3 separate regions of the Homo sapiens genome follow, and all the other regions are linked to region 1. Evidence: read pairs that join two places in POLR2A ChIA-PET (ENCODE). Cell type or tissue: MCF 10A. All regions are shown on one strand. Region 1 has its middle 18 kb from the start of VPS13A. Region 2 overlaps VPS13A (vacuolar protein sorting 13 homolog A). Region 3 overlaps PRUNE2 (prune homolog 2 with BCH domain).

What was found. ChIA-PET counts read pairs that join two places held together with the same protein. Peaks named below come from ENCODE experiments on the same cell type or tissue, not always from the same donor. Only the 100,000 strongest peaks of a DNase experiment are listed, where the experiment ranks them.
Region 2: POLR2A ChIA-PET joins it to region 1 with 13 read pairs; 2 of 35 experiments call an interaction of 5 or more read pairs at or near these places.
Region 3: POLR2A ChIA-PET joins it to region 1 with 17 read pairs; 2 of 35 experiments call an interaction of 5 or more read pairs at or near these places.

What each region holds. Positions count from the first base shown.
Region 1 is chr9:77,155,034-77,163,033 of GRCh38, reverse strand. No RefSeq gene overlaps it. Among named protein-coding and RNA genes, the nearest start is that of VPS13A, 18 kb to the left of the region's middle. In MCF 10A, no CTCF peak of the experiment used is centred here; a DNase peak (open chromatin) is centred at 4,073.
Region 2 is chr9:77,214,774-77,222,773 of GRCh38, reverse strand. It overlaps VPS13A (vacuolar protein sorting 13 homolog A), which reads right to left. Exons shown (of 72, transcript NM_033305.3): 11 at 2,693-2,820; 12 at 2,391-2,497; 13 at 1,418-1,589. Among named protein-coding and RNA genes, the nearest start is that of VPS13A-AS1, 41 kb to the right of the region's middle. In MCF 10A, no CTCF peak of the experiment used is centred here; a DNase peak (open chromatin) is centred at 3,963.
Region 3 is chr9:76,815,189-76,823,188 of GRCh38, reverse strand. The region is part of intron 6 of PRUNE2 (prune homolog 2 with BCH domain); the gene reads left to right. Among named protein-coding and RNA genes, the nearest start is that of PCA3, 55 kb to the right of the region's middle. In MCF 10A, no CTCF peak of the experiment used is centred here; DNase peaks (open chromatin) are centred at 4,698 and 5,518.

The sequences.
Region 1 (8,000 bases):
AAAATGGACATATGTGCAAATCTGTAGGAATGAGGATGTTTACTGCATAGTGTATAATAAAGAAAAGTAGAAAATAAAGCTCATTATCCATTAATAGAGGAATTATTATGCAAATTGCATTCATTCAAATGATCATATACATTTTGAAAGAAAATGTATTTAGAATATCTTAAGTTCAAAAGGTTGGTTAAAAATAAAAGAGTGTTAACAGCCAATTTTTTTTTTTTTTTTCGAGACGGAATTTAGCTCTGTTCCCCAGGCTGGAGTGCAATGGTGTGATCTCGGCTCACTGCAACCTCTGCCTCCTGGGTTCAAGTGATTCTCGTTCCTCAGCCTCCTAAGTAGCTGGGCTACAGGCATGTGCCACCATGCACAACTATCTTTTGTATTTTTAGTAGAGACAGGGTTTCACCATGTCGGCCAGGCTGATCTCAAACTCCTGACCTCAAGTGATCTGTCTCCCTTGGCCTCCCGAAGTGCTGGGATTACAGGAGTAAGCCAATACATCCAGCCAACAGCCAACTTTTTTTGAGTCCTTGCTATGTGCTGAGAGTTCCAGATATTTGTTCAACTTGGTGGGCATTTGCATAGAAAATAGTCTGGAAGAACTTACACTAGGATGTAATAGTATTGTCTTCAGGTGGTGAAATCAGGGATAAGTTCTGAGTTTCTTTTATGTTTTGATGATCACTGAATTTATTTCACTGGGTATGTATTCCTTTTGTATTCAGAAAAAAACACCCTTTAAAACTAAGAGGGAGGGAGAGAGGGAGATGGGAGGAGACAGAAAAAAGTGGAGAAATCTTGCAAGTTGTACATGAAGAAACAAGTGAGTGGAGCTTATTCATATTGTTTTGATACACACATGAGCCAGGAGAGTGTGCTATGCTTCCATCTTTCTAAATCTTCTCCTTTTAAAGTAGTTTACTACAATTTCAAACCTGATAATCATATCTTTATTGTAGATTATTTGTACATAAAATAAAATATTTATGGTCAAGATTTAGTTTTCAAAATGTTAAAAATATTTCAGAAAACCACGAAATGAAATAAAAGCAGTCAGACAGGAGGTTTCTGGTTTTCCTAGTAGATTTCCACATTTAATCCATGAATCTTCATTTTTCTCCTTCCTGGAGTATGAATATAACTCAAAGTATAATGACAATGACAGTAGTCTTTCTCTCTCTCTTTTTTTTTTTTTTTTTTTTTTTTTTTTGAGACAGAGTCTCTCTCTGTTGCCCAGGCTAGAGTGCAGTGGCATGATCTCGGCTCACTGCAACCTCTGCCTCCCCGGCTCAAGCAATACTCCTGCTGCAGTCTCCCAAGTAGCTGGAATTACAGGCATGCGCCACCACATCCAGCCAATTTTTGTATTTTTAGTAGAGATGGGGTTTCATGATGTTGGCCAGGCTGGTCTCAAACTCCTGGCCTCAAGTGATCTGCCTGCCTCGGCCTCCCAAAGTGCTGGAATTACAGGTGTGAACCACCATGCCTGGCTGACAGTCGTCTCTTTTGAACCCACTCTTGTTAAATCTCTATATCCCAACACTTCTGTACCTCTGTAACCCAACATGATCCTGGATGGTCAAGCTTGCTCCTCAACAATGCTGACGTCTCTGGCACTGAGCCTATCTCCTGCCCCTTGTTTGCCTGCCACTGTCTGCAGGGTGTAGACTCTGGTGACAGAAATGTCTGAGATTCATGAGTGAGCCATGCTTGACTTTGCCACCATGACTTGGTCACTTCAAGGAGATCAGTGGAATTGTTGACAGTTTTCTTTCAAGGTGTCATAGCAGCTGCTTTGCTCCATTAAACACAAGTAGAGGATTAATTCTTTTTAAATAAGGAGATCTTGTTTCTTTTTCTTCTTTTTCTCCTTGTCATCGCCCCCCTTTTTCTTCCTCTTCCTAGTTTTCTTCCTTTTTCCTTCCTTCCTTTTCTTTGCTAGTAAAGTTTGTTGTAAACCAAATTATAATTGCCACAACTAATAAAATAGAAAATTGAAATATATATACACACCTACATATGCAGACATGTTTTGCATTTTTTTTACAATGTCCTTAATGTCACAACATTAATTCTTATTTTTTCTCACCTTTGTTCTTTAGAATAGAAACAGAAGGCAGCCCTCTGACATCACCTATTTCCCTAGCAAAACACGTCCACCAAATGATAATCTGCATTTCTCTTTGTTTCAGGATATTTTACCTTTACCTTTGTAATCATGGTAATTTACTGCTATTTTGCATGTAGGAGGAAACCCTAGGGATATTTTTGTTGCAAAGATGCCAAGGAAAACTGAGTTATGTGGCAATTTTATAGTTCTAAGGAGAAGGTGTCAAAAGCTTACAAGAAAATTAGATGATACCCCTGGAGGTGTTAGATGCATTGACAAGTTCACATCTCCCATCTTCCTTGACATTTTTAGGTTAAGCCATATGATATTGCTGAGTGTCCTAGTCTAAAATAGTTGATTATCATCAGTTTCACATGGGTCAACCTAAAGTAATGAACTGTGGATTGTTATGGCAAAATGAGGAAAGATGACTTGGAACAGAATAGCTGAAGTGTTGCAATTAAGAAAAAAAGTTTTATTGACTTCTTTTAGTCTTGGTTAACATATATCCCCTTAACCCATTTCCCATTTGCCCTGAGAATACTGCACTGGCAGTGAGCTGCACATTTGTTTTCTAAACGGGGAATGGGTTAAGGATGGGTTGGACATATCCAGACTTCTCTCAAAATACTGACAGGCATATTAAGGTTCATAAATCCTCCTTGTAGCTAGTAAGTCAGACCAATCTCTACCTTAATGAATATTTACTAAGCACCAGTTGTGTCAGGTTATAATAGATATGGAGACACAGTCTTTCTTCAAGGAACATTGCATCTATGGGAAGGAAAGCACATGACCAATTGTGATGGTTAATATTCAGTGTGGACTTGATTGGATTGAAGGATGCAAAGTATTGTTGCTGGGTGTATCTGGGTGTTGCCAGAATAGATTAACATTTGAGTCAGTGGACTGGGAGAGGAAGACCCACCCTCAGAAAGACCCACCCACAATGTGGGTGGGCATCATCCAATCAGATGCCAGCACAGCTAGAAAAATCAGGTAGAAGCTGGAGGGTGCTGACTTGCTGTGTCTTCCAGCCTCCATCTTTCTCCTGTGCTGATGCTTCCTGTCCTTGAACATCAGACTCCAGGTTCTTCAATTTTTTAACTCTTGGACTTACCAGTGGGTTTGCCAAGGGCTTTCAGGACTTTGGCCACAAACTGAAGACTGCACTTTCAGCCTCCCTACTTTTTTTTTTTAAATGGATTCTCGCTCTTGATGCCCAGGGTGGAGTGCAGAGGAGCCATCTCAGCTCACTACCACCTCCGCCTCCTGAGTTCAAGCGATTCTCCTGCCTCAGCCTCCCGAGTAGCTGGGATTACAGGTGCATGCCACCACCCCCAGCTAATTTCTGTAGAGACGGGGTTTCACCTTGTTGGCCAGGCTGGTCTCGAACTCCTGACCTCAGGTGATCAGCCCATCTGAGCCTCCCAAAATGCTGGGATTACAGGCGTGAGCCACTGCGCCTGGCCAGCTTTCCTACTTTTGAGGTTCTGAGACTCGTACTGGCTTCCTGGCTCCTCAGCTTGCATACAGCCTATCGTGGGATTTCACCTTGTGCTTTTGTGAGTCAATACTCCTTAATAAACTCCCTTTCATATAGACGTCTATCCTATTAATTCTGTTCCTCTAGAGAACCCTGACTAATACACCAATTATGCTACAATATACTAATTGTCATGAAGGATGCATGTTCAATATACAACAGAAACCTGGAAGAAGAACCCACAACTGCTTGGGAGAAACAGGAAGCCTTCACGAAAGTGGATCAAAGTTGATTCAAATTATGGAAACACAAATAAATAAGGATCATTTCTATAGCATTTTCTCACAACATACTTGGCCAGAATTGGGTATTTTTCAAGATGACAGGAATCATAAATAGCTGATATTGCTGAAAGTTGTATCATGAGTGGGTAGAATGGCAAGAAGGAACTTGATCCCTGCCAAAGGAAACACTAAAGGACATTGCTGGGATTCCAATCATGAGATTGCAGCAGTGAGATATCCTGCCTAGACATGAGAGAAACCTGCCCTCAACCTTAAGAAATCACATTGGATGTAAAAGACAGGACCTTAAAAAAATAATAATAAAGCAAGCTCTATCTACAGGATTAAATTAACTGAGGGGACTCAAGCATCTCTTGATTAAAGGACTTCTTTTGCCCTTGTTTGAATATATCTTTCTTTCAGAAATATTTAAGGAACATTCCTGTGAGGGTAGGGCTTTTAGTCTTAAAAAAAATCTTCGTGATGCTCATTTCAGTTCCTTGTACTCAGTATGTTCCTCAGCTATCTCATTAGCCTTCCTTGCTTCAGGCTTCCACAGCCTCTCCTACGATCTCCTATGAGACATTTCAAAGTATAGCTGATTTCACTATCCATCTGTTTATTAGTTGAATAAATAATTATTTCTTTTCTTTTCTTTTCTTTTTCGAGGTGGAGTCTCGCTCAGCCACCCAGGTTGGAGTGCAGTGGTGTGATCTCAGCTCACCGCAACCACCATCTCCCGGGTTCAAGTGATTCTCCCATCTCAGCCTCCCGAGTAGCTGGGATTACAGGCACCTGCCATCATGCCTGGCTAATTTTTGTATTTTAGTAGAGACAGGGTTTCACCATGTTGGTCAGGCTGGTCTTGAACTCCTGACCTCAGGAGATCTGCCCGCCTCGGCTTCCCAAAGTGCTGAGATTACAGGTGTGAGCCACTGCGTCCAGCCATAAATAATTATTTCTATTTACTACTATGTGCCAGAAACTGTTCTAGGGGCTGAGGACACAAGTCAAAGTGCCTGCTCTCAGGGAGCATTTTCATTCAATTCTATGAGGTGCAATATCCTGACTTTGATTAGTCAGGTGAGATATGCAATTGACTTATTATAAAATCAATAATCGTTGCACACATCTCTTTCATCCAGTTCTATATGTTTATTAATACATAAGGGAACCAATAAGGATAAAACATGCTGTCAGAATTATGATGATTTTAATACATCTCCACCAATCTGGACATTTTTTTCCACAAGAATTTCAGTCAACACCATGCAAATCTGAGAAAGTGTTTATACCCAGTTGATATAAAGAAATGATTTAGCTGGGTTTATTTTTGTCTTACTAGAGCCCAATCCTTTTAAAGAATTAAGTAGTACGTGTTTAGTTTGGATACATATGGTTTAATACATGGATAATTTTGAAATTTCCCTTTTCAATATTATTTAAGACACTGAGTAATCACAAGTGCAACCATAATTTCCTATCGACCTCTACATTTCTATTTTCCCAAGTGAGCTACTTTAAAGGTTTATTTTCAGCTTTACAGAAGACATTAGACAAGTCTACTCAGGCACAGAAAGAGCATTGGGTGGGACCAGCAGAAAATATGGATATATTCAAATGCCATTGTTTTAAGTCAATGAAATAACATGGATCTGTAGTTAACATCCATATGGTGGACAAGCTTACCTTGGTTAAAAAAACAAGCTACTTCTGTTAACTCTGGCCTCAAAACTAATGAAAGTCCATAGCAATTTTTATCTCGATACCAGAATCATGAGGGCAGCAGGATGGCAGAGCAGCTGAGAGCCACTGCAAGGAATGCCAGGGCAGCTCTGTGCCAGTCATCACTGATAGGAGGTGAGAGACATGTTAAGGATCAGGAAGGTCTTATGGGAACTGCAGGAGGCAATAGGGAGGCACCTGCCTTGAAAGAAAAGACCTGCTTCCTTTTCCCTAGTTACTGAATATTACTGGCATCTGTCTGCCTGTAACACCTGCCCAGCCAAATATAATACTTGGAATGATCTTTGTTTACTCACTCCTGTAGTTATTACTCCTTTCACCTAAAGGGACAGAACACATTGAACTTATTACTTAGTTTGATTGTTCACAGACACTAATCCTGGTAATGGTGTAAATCTGTTCTGTCTTTGATCCAAGAACACACAACAAAGAGCCAGGAATATTTTTAGTTCTGACTCATTGAGATATGAAAGTAGCTATAATAAGAGCAATATGTAAAAGTTTAAATACATTAATTGTAACTTTATATCTATATAGCTAGGGTATAAGCAGGAGGAGGAGGAGGAGTCTGTAGGGCCCTATCCAGCTTCCTTTCAGGACCAAAACTCACCGCCCTCCCCTCGCCTTCCCCAGCTTCTGAAAGCTGCTGGTGGTTTACAACTGAGTTCCTCTCTGTTGCCCTGGGCAGAAAAGAGTTGACTCCCCCAAGCCAAATGCCCCCTCCCCAGGAGCAGCCCACATCTAATGACTGGTTAATGAAGGGGTAGAGGACTAGGCTCCTTTGTCTAGATATAGGACAACTTTTGAAAGGCTGTCCCAACTCCAGAAATTTTCTCTTTTTTTTCTTTTTATTATACTTAAAGTTCTAGGGTACATGTGCACGATGTGCAGGTTTGTTACATATGTATACATGTGCCATGTTGGTTTGCTGCACCCATCAACTCATCATTTACATTAGGTATCTCTCCTAATGTTATCCCTTCCCCAGTCCCCTACCCCCCGACAGGCCCTTGTGTGTGATGTTCCCTGCCCTGTGTCCAAGTGTTCTCATTGTTCAATTCCCACCTATGGGTGAGAACATGCAGTGTTTGGTTTTTCGTCCTTGCGATAGTTTGCTCAGAATGATGGTTTCCAGATTCATCCATGTCCCTACAAAGGACACGAACTCATCCTTTTTTATGGCTGCATAGTATTCCATGGTGTATATGGGCCACATTTTCTTAATCCAGTCTATCATTGATGGACATTTGGGTTGGTTCCAAGTGTTTGCTATTGTGAATAGTGCCGCAATAAACATACGTGTGCATGTGTCTTTATAGCAGCATGATTTATAATCCTTTGGGTATATACCCAGTAATGGGATGGCTGGGTCAAATGGTATTTTTAGTTCTAGATCCTTGAGGAATCACCACACTGTCTTCCACAATGGTTGAACTAGTTTACACTCCCACAACAGTGTAAAAGCGTTCCTATTTCTCCACATCCTCTCCAGCACCTGTTGTTTCCTGACTTTTTAAAAGTCAGAAATTTTCTTAGGCTCAGCTGAGGCCTCTGTTGCAACTTCTCTGCCACTTGAATTCTCCCTCTGCCCAGCCCTGTTTCCCTCATTCCCCTACAGGGGTTATTCCCAAGAGCACTCCCTGCAAATTTCCTGTATGCAAATCTCCATCCCAAACTGTTTTCCAAGGCAACTGACCTAAGACCACCTGTCCCAAAGGTGCAAAAATCAGTCATGAAGGAGAATTTTATTAAGCTGATTTTCACGCCCCTTCTGTTAATTGTGTAGTAAACCCTGCTAATCAGAAAACGGACATACCTAATTTTAAAAGAATTAGTATCACAGAGTTGTGGTGAACTAGGAAGTTCTTACAATATAGGTGAATAATCAGGAACTTAATATCATCCTGTGGAAATAGCATCTGAAATATATAGGTAACTAAAGTGGAGAAATTACCTTTCTGAGCCGTTTTGTAAAATTACCAACTATCTTGGGTTTCTTTGTATGTAAAAGGGTAATTTAGACTGTTTTGGTTTTAATGGCCTTTCTTTCTTTCTTTCTTTCTTTCTTTCTTTCTTTCTTTCTTTCTTTCTTTCTTTCTTTCTTTCTTTCTTTCTTTCTTTTATGACAGAGTCTCACTCTATTGTCCAGGCTGGATTGCGGTGTCATGATCTTGGATCACTGCAACCTCCACCTCCCAGGTTCAAGGGCTTCTCGTGCCTCAGCCTCCCAAGTAGCTGGGATTACAGGCATGCGTCACCATGCCCAGCTAGTTTTTGTAGTTTTAGTAGAGACGGGGTTTCACCATGTTGGCCAGGCTGGTCTCAAACTCCTGACCTCAAGTGATCCACCTGCCTTGGCCTCCCAAAG
Region 2 (8,000 bases), 60 kb before region 1:
TCTTATATGGATGCAGTTTGTGGCACCCCAAAACAGTTACAACAGTAACAGCAAAGATCACTGATCATAGATCATCATAACAGATATAATAATAATGAAACAGTTTCAAATATTGTGGGAATTACCAAAATGTGACACATAGACAGGAATAAATGCTATTGGAAAAATGGTGCCGACAGATTTGCTAGACACAGTGTTGCCACAAACCTTCAATTTGTAAAAAACACAATGTCTGCAAAGCACAATAAAGTGAAGTATGCCTGTATTTCAAGTAGACCCAGATACACTTAAAACTTGTTTTTAATACTTAACACTTTTCATAGTTGTCATAGCTATTGAAATAAGCTGAGATTAGCTAAATCTTTCATCACAGCTATCTTGACATACCCATAATTACTTTTGAGAATTTCATGATCAAACTATGTTTCCCCCAAGAGAAGTAACTACAACCCATTATTATTTCAGAATAACTTATTCAGGGTTCTCCTATCCAGACTTGGAGGACTCAGGTTATGATTCAAGACTAAGACAACCTGAACCCATCCCCCAAAGACTCTAAGCCCAGGCATTCCTAACAGCCCTAGGTCTTCAGAAAGTCTCCCACATTGAAAATAAAAGTAAAAGTCAATCTAATCTATAAATTAGAAATTCATTCTGGATTCAGAATGTTTACATTAACTTCAAGAGACTAACTCCCCTTAATCTCTCTAAGCTATAGTTCATCAATTTGTAAAAGAGTCCCTCTTGAAATATGTCATAATGCTAAAAGACAAGATTAATACAAAAATAATATCTCAAGATAGATAATTAAATGTAAAACTACTGGTAGAGACTAGAGATACCACAAAAATTAAGAGAAAAAGGGCTCTGTATAAGCAGAAAATTCAGAGACATTCATGCAAGCACTAAGACTTAAGTAGAACTTCAGGGATGAGTAGAATTGAGTAGGTAGAGAGATAAAGGCAGGTAGCATTTATGAGCATAGGCGTGGCTAAAAGAATGAGCATTAAATATACAGAGTACAGGAAACATTAAATTAGTGCATGGTCAGATTGTAACATAGGGAAAATGTAGTGGTGACACATAAAAGGCTTTGAAACCAACACAGAGAAGTTGGAATCAATGTAGCAAACACTATTTAGACTTTTGAGGTTAAAAATGACATAATCATACTATTTGCATGAACCCAAATTCCTTCCGATTGAGAATAATCTCGAATTTCAAAAGCTCACTGGAGAATTTCAACAAATCTTGTATTATTCAGCTGAAGTTAAGAACAGAAGCACAAAAAAGTCTAAGTAAAAGAGATGAAAAGGTCAATAAAAATTGGAATGAAAGGTAGGGAGTATCAGTCACTGAAGACCAATAAGGAGCTATGTAGTATAAAACACTCAACAATTTCATTTTAAATGCTAACCTCCAAAGACACGAGAAGTTCACCAGGTGGCTTCTTACTTGTTAACTTTTTTTTATACAGTTCTTTATATTGCTTCACTTTTTGCCTATGTTTTCTAATATGCTTCCATGACCACATCCATAACCTGGGGCAAACATTTACTTCAAGAACGCCATGTATAGCATAAGCCCACCTAGTTAAAAAAAGAAAAACATTTAACACCCTCAAATCAACAGTATGAAACATTACTGACATTGCTTCTACTCTAACAACATACATAACTATAATACAAAGATTAGGAAAATGATATATTATCTGAGTACTTCCTTTTTACCCAACTCCATTTGCATTAATAATCCATTCAATATTAATCTTTCCTCTTTCTTAAGTGAAAATAAGCAAAATCACTCCATTTTGTTAAATATAGTTCTACACAAGAACTGTTAAGGCATTAATTGGCAAATAACATTTAGTCATCTGAATAATAACTGAAATAGTCAACTGAAAGAGTAATTGTAACTTCTAGAAACTAGGGAATAGCTTAAAAACTGGAATAACAAGACTTTTGAGTTTTAAAATGGGATTATCCTGCATAGACTCCGTAACATTTTTAGCTTTTAAAATACAGGTTTAATAATATTGGTTCAGTGTATCTGATAGGGAAGCTGAGGTGGGGGTTGGGGAGAGACAATGCAAGAAAACAAACCAGGATTTGTTTTTGTAATAATTCTAAATATACTGACCCGTCCATAGTAAATGAAAACTATGGTATTCGAGCATCTCGAGTTGTAAACTGTGTTAGCAAGAATCCCTTAAATCAGTTTCATTAACTCAATAAGCTAAAGCAGCTACATATATTTCTAGCTATAAATCAATTATGGTTTGTATCAGACCTTAAAAATGGTATATCTTAAAGATTATTCTTGAAGTCGAGAAATTTATTTTTATGTTGTATTTTTAAAATCTAAAAAAAAAAAAAAATCAAGGCATTTACCATTCTCTGGCATGGTGGTGAAGAGGCACATCAGGTTTGAACTTCCTATATGGCAGATTTTGTGCCATCATATCAACTGATTCAAGAAGCTCCATAATACTGAAATACTAAAGAATGGAAAATTAAAGCTCTTAAATGTATCACATTTTTTTGTTCAATTGCTGAAGATAAAAGTTACATTACTGACTTTTTAGGGAAATGCTACCATATAACATCATGAATTTTAGTGAAACATTTAAAATCTTAGTTTTGCTTTTATCAAACAATAATTCACAATTGAAAATTATATTAAAGAAAATCACCTGTGGTTTATTAAATTCAATTGCTATGTTATGTAACTCAATTTCCAAGTTTATTTTGGGGGCAGAAAAGTCAAAATCAGATCGGCGATTCATCACAAGTTTGGCATTAGCAGATATGGGACGAAATACTGAAAAATAATAAAAATGGAAAAAAAACTGAGTTATATTTCCAAAGTCTCAAGGCAATAAAGTGATGAAGTTGAAAACACTGATTTCCATTTATTTTATACCCCTTCTACAGTTCCCAGATGTTCACACTGCCATGGTTCAGTCAGATGAACCATGTGTGGAGAAGATTCTTTATCTTTTTCCTACTTAAAATTCACTGTCTTCCATAAATACAATAAAGGCAAATTGAACTCCCCCTCAAAATACCAATATGATACTTAAAAGCAGAAACATTTTAAGAAAAAAAAAATCAAAAAAATAGTTTTAATACAAGTACACAGTTTTACAGAATGAATGAACATTAGAAATGCTAAGAGGATTAACACTGGTTTCCATTATATAATTATAATTTCTGAATTTCTGATCAATTTCTCTAGATCCATCTGTGTTCTTCCTTTTAATTGGTAAAAGGAGAGAGATGAAGAGTGAAAGTTTGCTCTGGATTACCTGCTTGGCTGAACCCATAATCTAAGATAAATTCCTCTCAACTCTTTGTGTTTGGTGCCAAAAAGAATAAGAACAATTCAGAGGAAGACCAGTAATAGCAGAATCTAGACAAAGATCCATCATTAAATTATAAGCTAATCTGTATATAAAGATGATATATTCCTTTTATTTTAATCATTGATATGGACTAACATTTAATTTCTTAAACATTAAACATTCAAGAATATGTTCATTTGAATATAAATAAATGCTTAAAGATCTTGTTCTTTCTTCTGTATTTCTTCTTACATTGAAAAAAAAAAGCAGAAGAAATAAATAAATTTAGTGGCTGGTGACAGAAGCTACCCTGGACCTACAATTCACTGATCCTCCAACCTTTCTCTGCCCTTCACCTCTGCTTCACATCCTCAGTCCATCCCCACCTTACTGAAGTTCCACCATCAGTTATTTTAATCATTCCTTTGCATAGACTCCTTAACTTCTCACTTCGTCAGTGTGGAGTAACCAACTTAACTCCACAGTGCCCCTAAGGAGCTGAACACGGCCGGGGGTAAAAACATACTGCTGGGTCTCACTTTAGTGTCATAAATCTCAAGTGCATCCTTAATGCTGCTGAGCAATTACACAACAGTCCTTCAGTCCAGGAATCATCCAAATCCATGCTACAGCCTATTTTTGTATAGCCAGTGAGCCAAAGATGATTCATACACTTTTAGAGTTGTTTAAAAGAAACAAAGAGGAATGTGTCAGGAACTGTATATGGCCTGCAAAATGTAAAATATTTAACTTACTACATGTCCCTTTCCAAAAAAAAAAAAAAAAGGCAATGTTCTCAAAGTATGAGAACCTTATTGAACCCTAGTCTATCTGAGTGGTTCTCAAACTTTAGTATTCATTAGAATCACCTGGAGAGATTATTAAAATATCAAACTGTAGAATGGGAGAAAATATCTGCAAACTATCCATCAATCATACAGGGGACTAATATCCAGAGTTTACAAGAAACTCAAACAGCAACAACAAAAAACTCAACTCCATTAAAAAGTGGGCAAAGGGCTGGGTGCAGTGGCTCACGCCTGTAATCCCAGCACTTTGGGAGGCCGAGGCAGGCAGATCATGAGGTCAGAAGATTGAGACCATCCTGGCTAACACAGTGAAACCCCATCTGTATTTAAAGTACAAAAAATTAGCTGGGCATGGTGGCAGGTGCCTGTAGTCCCAGCTACTCGGGAGTCTGAGACAGGAGAATGGCATGAACCCGTGAGGTGGAGCTTACAGTGAGCCAAGATTGCGCCACTGCACTCCAGCCCGGGAGACAGAGCAAGACTCTGTCTCCAAAAAAAAAAAAAAAAAAGTGGGCAAAGAACATAAATATTTTTCAAAAGAAGATATGCAAATGGCCAACATGTGTATGAAAAACTGCTCAACATCACTCATCATCCGAGAAATGAAAATTAAAACTATAATGTCTTTTTTATTAAAAAGACAAAAAATGACACATGTTGGTGAGGATGTGGAGAAAAGGGATTACTGTTGGTGGGAATGTAAATCAGTACAACCTCTGTGGAAAACAGTATGGATACTTCACAAAGAACTAAAAACAGAACTACTATTCAATCCAGCAATTCCATTACTGGGTATCTACCCGAAAGAAAAGAAACCATTCTATCCAAAAAAAAAAAAGAAAAAAAAAGCGCTTGTATGTTTACCACAGCACTATTCACAATAGCAAAGATATGGTATCAACCAAAGTGTCCATCAACAGGTAACCGGACAATGTGGTACATGAACATCATGGAATACTTTTCAGCCAAAAAAAGAAGAAAATCACATTTTTTGCAGCAACATGGATGGAACTGGAGGCCATTATCTTAAGTGAAACAATGCAGAAACAGAACAACAAATACTGCATGTTCTCACTTGTAAGTGGGAGCTAAATAATGTGTATATATGGACATAGAGCATGGAATGACAGTCACTGGAGACTCAGAAAGGTAGAGAAATGGGAGAGGGGTGGATGATAAGAAATTACTTAATGGGGACAATGTACATTATTCAGGTGATGGAAACACTGAAAGCCTAGACTTCACTACTATGCAATATATCCATGTAAGGATTGTACTCCACAATTTTATACAAATAAAAAATTAAATACAAAAACATCAAATGCTGAGCTTCACCTCCAGAGGTTCTTATTCAGGAGGTCTGGGAAAGGCCCTAGAAATCTGCATTTCTAAATGATGTTGCTAGTTTGAACCATACTTTGAGAATACTGCCCTCGTCATTTCACTCTCTCACTCCCCTAGCATTCCTATTTCATACCCTCTTTTCCCTCCAAAAACCTCCAACATCTCATGTAATGGTTAATATTGACTGTCAACTCAATTGTATTGAAAGATGCAACTTCTGTTCCTGGGTGTGTCTGATGGTGTTGCCAAAGAAGATTAACATTTGAGTCAGTGGACTGGGAAGGGCAGACCCACCCTCAATCTGGGTGGGCACAATCTAATCAGCTGCCAGCATGGCCAGAATAAAAGCAGGCAGATGAACATGGAAAGACCAGAGTGGCTTAGCCTCTGAGCCTACATCTTTCTCCTGTGCTGGATGCTTCCTGCCCTCAAACATTCAAATTCTTCTTCTCAAACTCCAAATTCTTCAGCTTTGGGACTCAGACTGGCTTCCTTGCTCCTCAGCTTGCAGATGGCCTATTTAAGGGATCTCACCTTGTGATCATGTGAGTCAATACTCCTTAATAAACTCATCTTTAAATATACACCTGTCCTATTAGTTCTGTCCCTCTAGAGAACCCTAACATACCTCAGATACATATTTTTTAATTGAAGAGCTCAGAAGAGAATTTACATCAACTCTTATCACCATATCTACTCATCTACTCAGTATAAGGACTTCTCTCACAACTAAACTCTATCATATAAATTAACTATGCTCCTATATGCAGCAAAGCTCTTCACTTGCGTACTAGACACCATTCTCTTTCACCTACATCAATCCAGAAACTGTCCCCCGTTTCTCCTGCATCGTCAATTTGTCATGTTCTACTGGATCATTCCCATCTCAGCCTAAAAACAAGCTGTCATCTCCCTGATTAAATATAAACACAAACAAAAAGAAACCCTTCATTCCCCCTTCGCTCTCCAACAGGTATGCCAGTTATCAATTTTTTACTTCTGAGCTCCAAACTTCTCCTTCATAGCCTGCTCTGAAAAATGATTTGGGGATCTTTAAATATGTTTCCTTTGAAGGCAGAGAATGTAGAGAAAAAAAATTTTTTTTTCTTTTTCCAGCTGGCGTAATGTTAAGCTTTATCAGTAGAGGACACTGGAGAGACACTGCAGGAGGAAAGAGTTATGCTGCCTGGTTCCAGTATGTTCATTCAATAGACTCCTGCAAGAACACGGCTTCTCCCACACCCAGCTCCTACAGAACCGGTAGCTTCTGCAGTGTCTGGTTCCTCCAGCACGGAGTTCTTCAGCACCGGCCTTATGCAGTACATGGCAGCTAGATGCAGCCAGATGCCAGCAACTTCCCCCAGCACCTTGCTAAGGCAGTTTTGTACTGGAGTGCATTCAGAGAGACACCCCTCCATGAGGCTCCCTAAAAGTAATTTCCAGAAAGTTCCAGAGAGTGAAGTACCAACAGGTTTTGCTGGCACAGCACCACAGATAATTTCCTGCCATTCAATAAGCCACGCTATGTCCTCCAACAAGGTCTACAACTCAGTCCTGAAGGAGGGGGACCCTCTCTTTTGGGCACCCCGTCTTAGCCCTAGGGTAGGGGATGTTTCTTCTGTCTATATCTTTAGCATTTTTATGAGACAGTCCCTTGTTACTCCAGTCTCCTCTTATAGTTGGTAATTCTTTATATTAAATTTGTCCTCTTCAAATTACTCAGTACTTTCTCTCTCCTCACTGAACTCTGATACAACAAAAATGACTTCAGGGCAAAGGAGAAATAAGTCGAATTTACGATTATGGATTTGAAAATCATAAACACATATGACAGATAACTCATCTGTTCTGAATATTTCCTATGAGAAGAGAATCAAGAAAATGAAACTAAATTCAAACCAATAAAAATAATTATTTTAAGAGTGGGCACAAAAAGAAGAATCACTTGAGTAGTCATGAAGGTGTATAATATAGACAGAAAAGTATCACTGAGCCAAGAAAGGAAATACTTTCAGGAAGGATATTCTATGGTTAATGACATCAGGCATGCAAATTCAATAATTAAGTTATCCATCACCAACTTTTATTAAGTGCCCTTATCATAGAAAAAACAGCACTTTTTTTTGTTTGTTTTTGTAGAGACGGAGTCTCACTCTGTCACCCAGGCTGGAGTGCAGTGGCGTGATCTTGGCTCATTGCAACCTCTACCTCCCAGGTTCCCAGGTGGCTCATGCCTGTAATCCTAGCATTTTGGAAGGCCGAGGCGGGCAGATTGCCTGAACTCAGGAGTTGGAGACCAGCCTGGGCAACATGGTGAAACCCCGTCTCTACTAAAATACGAAAGAGATTAGCCAGGTGTGGCAGTGTGTGCCCATAGTCCCAGCTACTTGGGAAACTGAGAAACAGCACTGATTTTTTTCTTTCTGTTTTAGTAATTCATTTCCGATTGTAAAAGTAATGGATGCTCATTTTGGAAAATTAGGAAAACATAGAAAAGTATAAAT
Region 3 (8,000 bases), 340 kb after region 1:
AATCAGTGGTGACAACTCAAGTATTACTTAACAAGGAACCTCCTTCCAAACTGTTAACTGAATGGCTCAGAGCGAATGCTACTTTTGTCTTTGTGTGTTTCCTTGGTGAGTTATCTTTTGTCTACTTTGGGAGTTTTCAATGACTTATATGTTAATCTTAATTAACCTAACTAATGGGAACTATATTTTACAGAGGCACATTTGTGCATTTGTAGAAGTCTGTGTATTTCTTTACTGTTGTATTGTCTTTACCAGGTTATCTACATTTGGTTGGGCACTTAGCTCTTAGGTCGAGTTTATGGAGATGAAATATGCTCTATAGGAATTTGTGTTTTGGTTTTTAGAATTGTGTGTTGCCATTCTTTTTTTTTTCTTTTTCTTTGAGGTGGAGTCTTGCTCTGTCACCCAGGCTGGAGTGCAGTGGCACCATCTCAGCTCACTGCAACCTCCACCTCCTGGGTTCAAGTGATTCTCCTGCCTCAGCCTCCTGAGTAGCTGGGATTAAAGGCGCCCGCCACCACTCCTGGCTAATTTTTGTATTTTAGTAGAGACAGGGTTTCACCATATTGGTGAGGCTGGTCTTGAACTCCTGACCTCAAATGATCTGCCTGCCTTGGCCTCCCAAAGTGCTGGGATTACTGGCGTGAGCCACCACACCCGACCTATTCTTCTTTTTCTCATGGTGATGTTGACTATATCAATGTGTATATTTCTCTGGAATAGCAGGCACTCATATTGGTGTCTACATCCTCAGAAAACCCAAGAGCAAGCCAGGTGCTTTCTTTTCGTGATCTTTTTGTCAAATTTATTTCCAGTTCATACGCATTATAATTCAGCTTATAAATCTGTATGAAAACTAGGAGGCAAACTGTGATGTTTGGTGGCACCTCACAGTTTACAGAGCATGTTCTCATTGTATGCACTTGATAAATTGACTCAACTGTTTCTATGGACTTTCAGATTGATAAGTGCTCCATATGACTAGTTATTGATGTGAATCAATTCAACAAATATATTCAATTTGTGAGGTAGTAACTATATAATCACCATCAATTAGAACTCTGCTTTGTGCCTAAGAACCCAAGGAAAACATGGATCTTGCAAGGGTCAGTAGCTCTAAGAATCATTTCTACTAGTTCAAGCCTTAGGGTTTTCTTTCTCTGTTCCCCTCTCCTCTGTCTTCCTTCATTTAATGGCATCTTATTAGGTTTTAAATGCCTTGTTTGGAATTCCTTCCTAAATTAACATAGAATGTCTTGTAATTGCTTAGGGAACTGTCTGTAATTAGCAAATTATTTTAAGGCTATTCATATTACAGACTTACTGTAGCTTTAATGTACCTCAATTTATATTATAGGGGTATGCAAATGGCTTTGTCAGATGTGTTAAACTGTAAATGTCTATCAAGCAGAATAAGTGATAAAATAATCATCTTAATCTTGAAAGTAATTTACAGAGGTCCAGTAATTAATCAGGTGGTTAAGCACATCTCTGAAAGTGTTATATGATCTTGGAGGAAAGGAGGACATTTGTGTATAATAAAGAAGGGTACACAGTTTAAACTCTTATAGGCTGAATGAGAACTTTTCACTTTTGCATAATGGGGATATTAAAGATGACTGAGAAGTGGAAAAAAAAAACCTCCTTAGTAACATCCTGTATCTTCCTTGAAAGAAAAAATGCAAATCAGTTATCCAATCTGTCTGCTGGAAAAATTCCCAAGTTAATGTCAGAGTTTAATTTTCTCTGTAGATTGTCCTGTGATGCAGTGGTATTTTCCCAATCCCTACTCATATTTGATTATATTTCAGCATTCCTTTCTCATTCCCATTAACCTCACTTTAAAAAATATTGACAGAATCCTCACAATCTTATTTTGTGGATTTTGGAACAGTTATATAATTGCTCTTTGAATCTAGGTGTATTCTCAAAGAAACCTTCTTAGTTCCTATGACTTTCCGAATCTTGCTCATCCTCCAAAGCATGGTCAACCAAGGTGCATCATGATAACTCTTACAGATTCACTATTTTTTATTACCACCCTCTGAACTCTAGCTAAATGTAGTCTAGGTGACCAACTTAGGACTTCACTCTTTACATTAGATCTTCCGTTGCTTTTGAATTTGTTTAATATTTCTAATCATGGTCTGATAGTATTTTAAATTAATTGAGGGTACTGATGGTATCTGACTTCTCTCTCTCTTCAGTTTTCTGTAACAGTGATGGCACATAGTAGATGCTTAGTAAATGCAAATATTTAGTTAATACTTATGGGTGTTTGCAGTTCGCCCCTTTGCTATCTGATTTATATTTCCTTTTGGATTTAAATAAATCAGCTAGGAAAGCAAAGCCACTTAGCTAGGCATCCAAAGCAGCCTACTTTTTCCTCTCCCAACCAGTTTCTTCCAGACAACTATGGTTGAAGGATAACATCAAGCAGATGAAAAATGGCCCACATATTTATAGAAAGTATGCTTATCCCGCTCTCCAAAAACGGAGTGGGAGGCTTTGCAAAGTCGTTAGCTGTTGTCACTGGCAGAAATCAACTATAGGTTCTGCAGCATGTCGGGGATATGGGAATGAAGATTCCTTGCATTTTCAATGGTTCTTTGCAATGCTGTAATTCTACCGTTGTGTAAGTCATGGCCTTTATACGGCTGATGACCCAGTTAATTTTCTTGGGTAGAAGTATTCAGAAAATTAGAAAGATTTATCTCCCTGTAACTTACACAGCATGCTCTTCAGAGGGAACCATTGAGTTTGGGAGGTAGAAACCACTGCCTTCAATAGTTATAGGTTATCTGGCACTCTGATAAGAAGAAAGCTTCTAAACCCCTTGTCTCTCATTTTTATTGTAGTTATCTCACAAATATTCATTGTTATATAAGTTACTGAATGAAATACATAAAAAGCAAGTAATTACAATAATAGAGTTTCAATGCTTTGCTCAGTACAGGAAGTCAGAATGGATGAGATTTTGAGGGGCGGTGTGTAGAAATGGCCTTATCAGAGGCATGGCCAGAGGGGCAGCTCTTCTTAATAAGGGGACTGTGGGAAAAGATAACTGCAGTCTCATTTCGCTCAGCCTCCAAGCCATTCCAAGTGTGAAAGTAGCATGCGTCTTGTGGGGGAATGCACATGACATATTGGAATCCCCTTTGTTGATTATTGTTACACCTGATCCTTTGTGGCCTTTTTGTTGCTTGTTGATTTGATCATCAGAAGAGAATTTATGGATATCAAAGAGCAAACGTTGCCTTTATTCCCTTGCCAGCAGAACTGGTAATGATTATACTTCTTGGGCCTAGTTTACTCCCTAGTAAAGCAGTATATTAAAACGTTAAGGGGAAGAAACATCTTTTCATTCTAATGAAGTGCCACTGAAGCAAGGTTGCTCACGGCAGTACATTAATGGTTCCCTTGCTGACACCAAATGTTATTACATCTTCTTTAAGCATCTCCCAAAAGACTGTTAGTCATTATTAGCGTCTTTACTCAGGAAGGACAATAGCCATGCACTGACTTGATCACTTTTTATTATGATCAATTGCAGTATGATTTATTCTTGTGTATGTGCTGTATCAGTGTGCTAGAGCTGGCATAACAAAGAACCACAAACTAGACGTCTTAAACAATAGAAATTTATTGTCTCACAGCTCTAGAGGCTAGAAGTCCATGATCAAGGCGTTGGTAGGATAAGTTCCTTCCAAGAGCTGTGGGAGAGAATCTGCTCCATGCCTGTCCCCTAGCTTCTGATGGTTTGCTGGTAATCTGTAGTGTTCTTGGTGCATAGAAGCATCACCTGGATCTCTGCCTTCATCTTCACATCACCTTCCCTCTATGCATGTCTCTGTGTTCAAATTTCCCCTTTTCATAAGGATACATAATAGATTAGGACCCATCTAGTAATCTTATCTTAGTTTATTTATTTATTTTTTTGAGACAGCGTCTTGCCCTGTTGCCCAGGCTGTAGTGCGGTGGCATAGTCAAGGCTCACTGCAACTTCCACCTCCCGGGCTCAAGGGATCCTCCCACCTCATCCTCCTGAGTAGCTGGGACTACAGGTGTGCACACCACACCTAGCTAATTTTTGCATTTTTTGTAAAGATGGGGTTTGCCATGTTGCCCAAGGCTGGTCTCAAACTCTTGGGCTCAAACGATCAACTCGCCTCAGCCTCTCAAAGTGCTGGGATTACAGGCATGAGCCATGGCGCCTGGCCTCATCTTAGTTTACTATGTCTACAACAACCCTATTTCCAAATAAGGTCACATTTTGAGGTGCTGAGAGTTAGGACTTCAACATAAAAGTTTTTGTGGGACAAAATTCAACCCCTAATGTATACTACTGTGACAGTAGTCATTTTTCAGACAACTTAAAAGAATAAAACTTAAAATTTTAAGATTGCCTGTATGAACCTGCTGCCTGGTAAGCATATTTCATCTGTTGCTCCCACATTTTTATTTCATATCAATTTCCTTTAAATGAGGAACGGTGAGGACTTTCAGCTGTTGGCATTTTATCTCCTTTCTTCAGAACTGGAGTCTGAGGGAATTGTTCAGGGCCGTTTTCTCTCTTTCTTTCTGGGCTGTTCTGCTGTGCTCTGGGCCTCAGACCTCCTCATGACCAGCCACTCTGCTGTGTGAAGCCTGGGATGCATCCTGGTAAAGTGACTCAGAGGCCGCTGACTCATTCTGCCCTGCACAGAGATTACCAGCCATACTGCACCTTGGAGTACTGCCCAGGGGAAAATACTAATGTTTTCCATTAGCATTCAAAGCACAGACCAGAATGAATTCCCAAGATCACTGCTAAACTCCTTCCTGACAAAAGGGAACGTTTACTCAGGCCTCAGTGAAGCATAAGTGAGCCACTGTAACCAAGGATTTGAGACTCAGCGCACCAGTCTGAAATCTGGTTTACCAATTTTATGCACACAATATGATTTCTCATTGAGCTTGGAGTTTGTTGGTGGCCAAGATGAAAGTACCTGTAGAGTATTTAACTCTCTTATTTTGTGAAAGAGTGCATAGCGTTTCTTGGGGGAGCATATGTTAGTTTTGAACTGGTCTTGAACCAGTTCACCTTTTCAAAATATGTGAATGATTTGATTTTGGTCAGCAAATCACTAGTAAATCTTTAGCATATTGCTTAGCATATTGGTGAGCATATGATTTGCATATTGAAATATTTTGAAAAGATGACTTTTCAAAGCCATTTTGCCCAACTAATAGAAATATGTGAAAACTCTCCTCTAGGTTCTAAATCCTGAGTGCATCCATTTCTTTCTGGGTTCAGGTCTGTAAACTCTTCCTTGCTACAGTAAAAGTTGATGATGGTGAGTGCTTACCGTGTACCTGGCAGTTGAGTAAGCATTATCTCACTTAATCCTCCCAGTAAAAGGTACTATGATTACCCCTGTATTGGTGAAGGTAGCTCCAGCAGCTGGAACAGATAAACAAGTCTCAGTGACTCAGCCCAGAAATTGTTTATTTTTCACTCATGTAGCAATCCTATTTGGTGTTCCCAGTCAGGTGGCCAGGGGTGATTCAGAGACCATCTTCAATATGTGGTTTCCAAGGTTGCTCAGGAGGACATCTCCAGTTTATCTGTCAACAGGGAGAAGAGCTTGGAGGGCCAAGGGTGGAGTTTTTTATGGATCTGGTCTGGTTGTGACACTCATCACTTCTGCTCATATTTCATTGGCTCAGTCACATGGTCACATGTAACTGGAGGGAGGCTGAAAAATGTCATCAAATAGATGTGCCCATGAAAAGGAACCAATTTGGAAAATAATTAGCCAGTGTCTGCCATAATCTCTATCTTAGAGGTAAGGACATTGGAATCTAAAGAGGTTAAATCATTTTTCTAATCTGTAGAGCCAGGACCCAAATCCCAGGCCAGTCCTATTCTAGCCCTGTGTATACTGCTTGGGTCATGGTGCCAGCATGCAAGACTAATTAGAATTTGAGCCCACTCAGGGGTTCACTAGTAAGTCATCAGCTATCAGTCATTGCCCCAAACTCAGGGTGTCAGACAGCCTAGACATCCTTAAGCAATCCTTGGTTAGCATTCTTCTTTCCCTACTCTTTGTACCAAACTTTCTTCCTCTTAGTCTTCACACCTTTGCTTCCTGAAAAAATCATTTTAATTTTTGAACTATAAACATAATCCAAGTTCTAGGTGCTCATTGTGAAGCTAATTATTGGTGCCTGATACAGAGAAGATTTGGCAAGATAAGTCAAGTAGATAAAAGTAATAGGAAAAAGGATTATGGAAAGAAGGATTGGATAGGACAGATCGTGTAGGAAGGAAAAAGTCTGTTTTTTTCTCAGACTGTCTCTAGAATTCAAGGATGTGGGTGTTCTGGTTTTTCTTGCTGTGATTTAGCCTTTTCAAATTTGTGTTCAAAATATAGAGCATCCCAGTCAGTTAGTGAAAAATTTTAATGGTAGAGATTTTTTACTGAAATGAAAACAGCATTACTTTTGAGCACTATAGTAACTCCAAATAACCAAACTCCGAGTAGCTGGGGAATTAGGAGTTCTTAGTTCATATTTTGTCGAAAATTCCAAAAGCACTTAAAGCAAATGACAAATACAGTTAGGTAACTTTGATTGTGTGGATTTAACAGTCAGTCGGTGTGAGGCATTTGAAGTGTGAATTACAATTTTAAACTAATTTAGAACGGATAATTCCTAGCTTCTTGAGGACATTAGCAGGATAAAAGAGTGAAACATGGACCCAGAAAAGTGGACTTTCGTTCCTATTGAGCTATGAGTGGTTCTTGGTAATGAGATGTAACCGAGATGAAAGAATAAAAAATCCCTGTGTAAAGAATGGTTTATCATATCAGCAGCAACAGCACTTTGTCTTTGGAAAATTGTACTAAGTGGCTGAAGCTGATAATATTTAGAATATTTACAATTTGTATGTAGGTAGTGCCTTCTACAGATGTCCAAAAATAGTCTGTAAAATCTCTTTACCTAGAAATGCTTATAATATAATTCTTTTTTTTTTTTTTTTTGGAGATGGAGTTTTGCTCTTGTTGCCCAGGCTGGAGTACAGTGGCACAATCTCGGCTCACTGCAACCTCTGCCTCCCAGGTTTAAGTGATTCTCCTGCCTCAGCCTCCTGAGTAGCTGGGATTACAGGTGCCCGCCACCACGACCAGCTAATTTTTTGTATTTTTAGTAGAGATGGGGTTTCATCATGTTGGCCAGGCTGGTCTCAAACTCCTGAACTCAGGTGATCCACCCGCCTCAACCTCTTAAAACGTTGGGATTACAGGCGTGAGCCACCGCACCTGGCAGAATTCTTATTTTGTATCTCCAGCTAAACTCAAGTTGGAGACAACTTGATGTTTCTGTTGACAACTTTTCTCTGCTTTACCTATTGGTCAGTTTCAAATGGACTTAAATGAATCACAAAACTTGGTCTATCTAGTTATGATTCTCTGTAAATAAACAGTATTTCCCTAAGTGGTGCAAAATACCTGAGTACTTTTTCTAGCTATGATTTTGCAACAGGGATTATATAAACACTGCTGTAGTGTGAATGTTTGTGCCCCTCCAAAATGTATATGTTGAAATTTAATCCCCAATGAAGTAGTACTAAGAGGTAGGGGACTAGGGAGGTGATTGGATCATGAGCATTCTGCTCTCATGAATGCATGAGTGCCTTTATAAAACGGCTTGCGGGGACATGTTTGTCCCTTTTGCCATGTGAATATGCGGTGAGAAGGTGCCATTTATGAGGAACAGGCTCTCACCAGACACCAGTTCCACCGGCTCCTTGATCTTGGATTTCTCCCAGCCTCTAGAACTATAAGAAATAAATGTCTATTACTTATACATTACCCAGTCTAAGGTGTTTTGTTATTGCAGCCTGTATGGACTCAGACAAGCAGGGATCCAAGGTTTAGCCATCATGAAGTTACACATTCTGCATTCATGCTTTCTTTGGCATAGGGTGGTGCTCTGGATCTTCCTCCTCTCCTGAA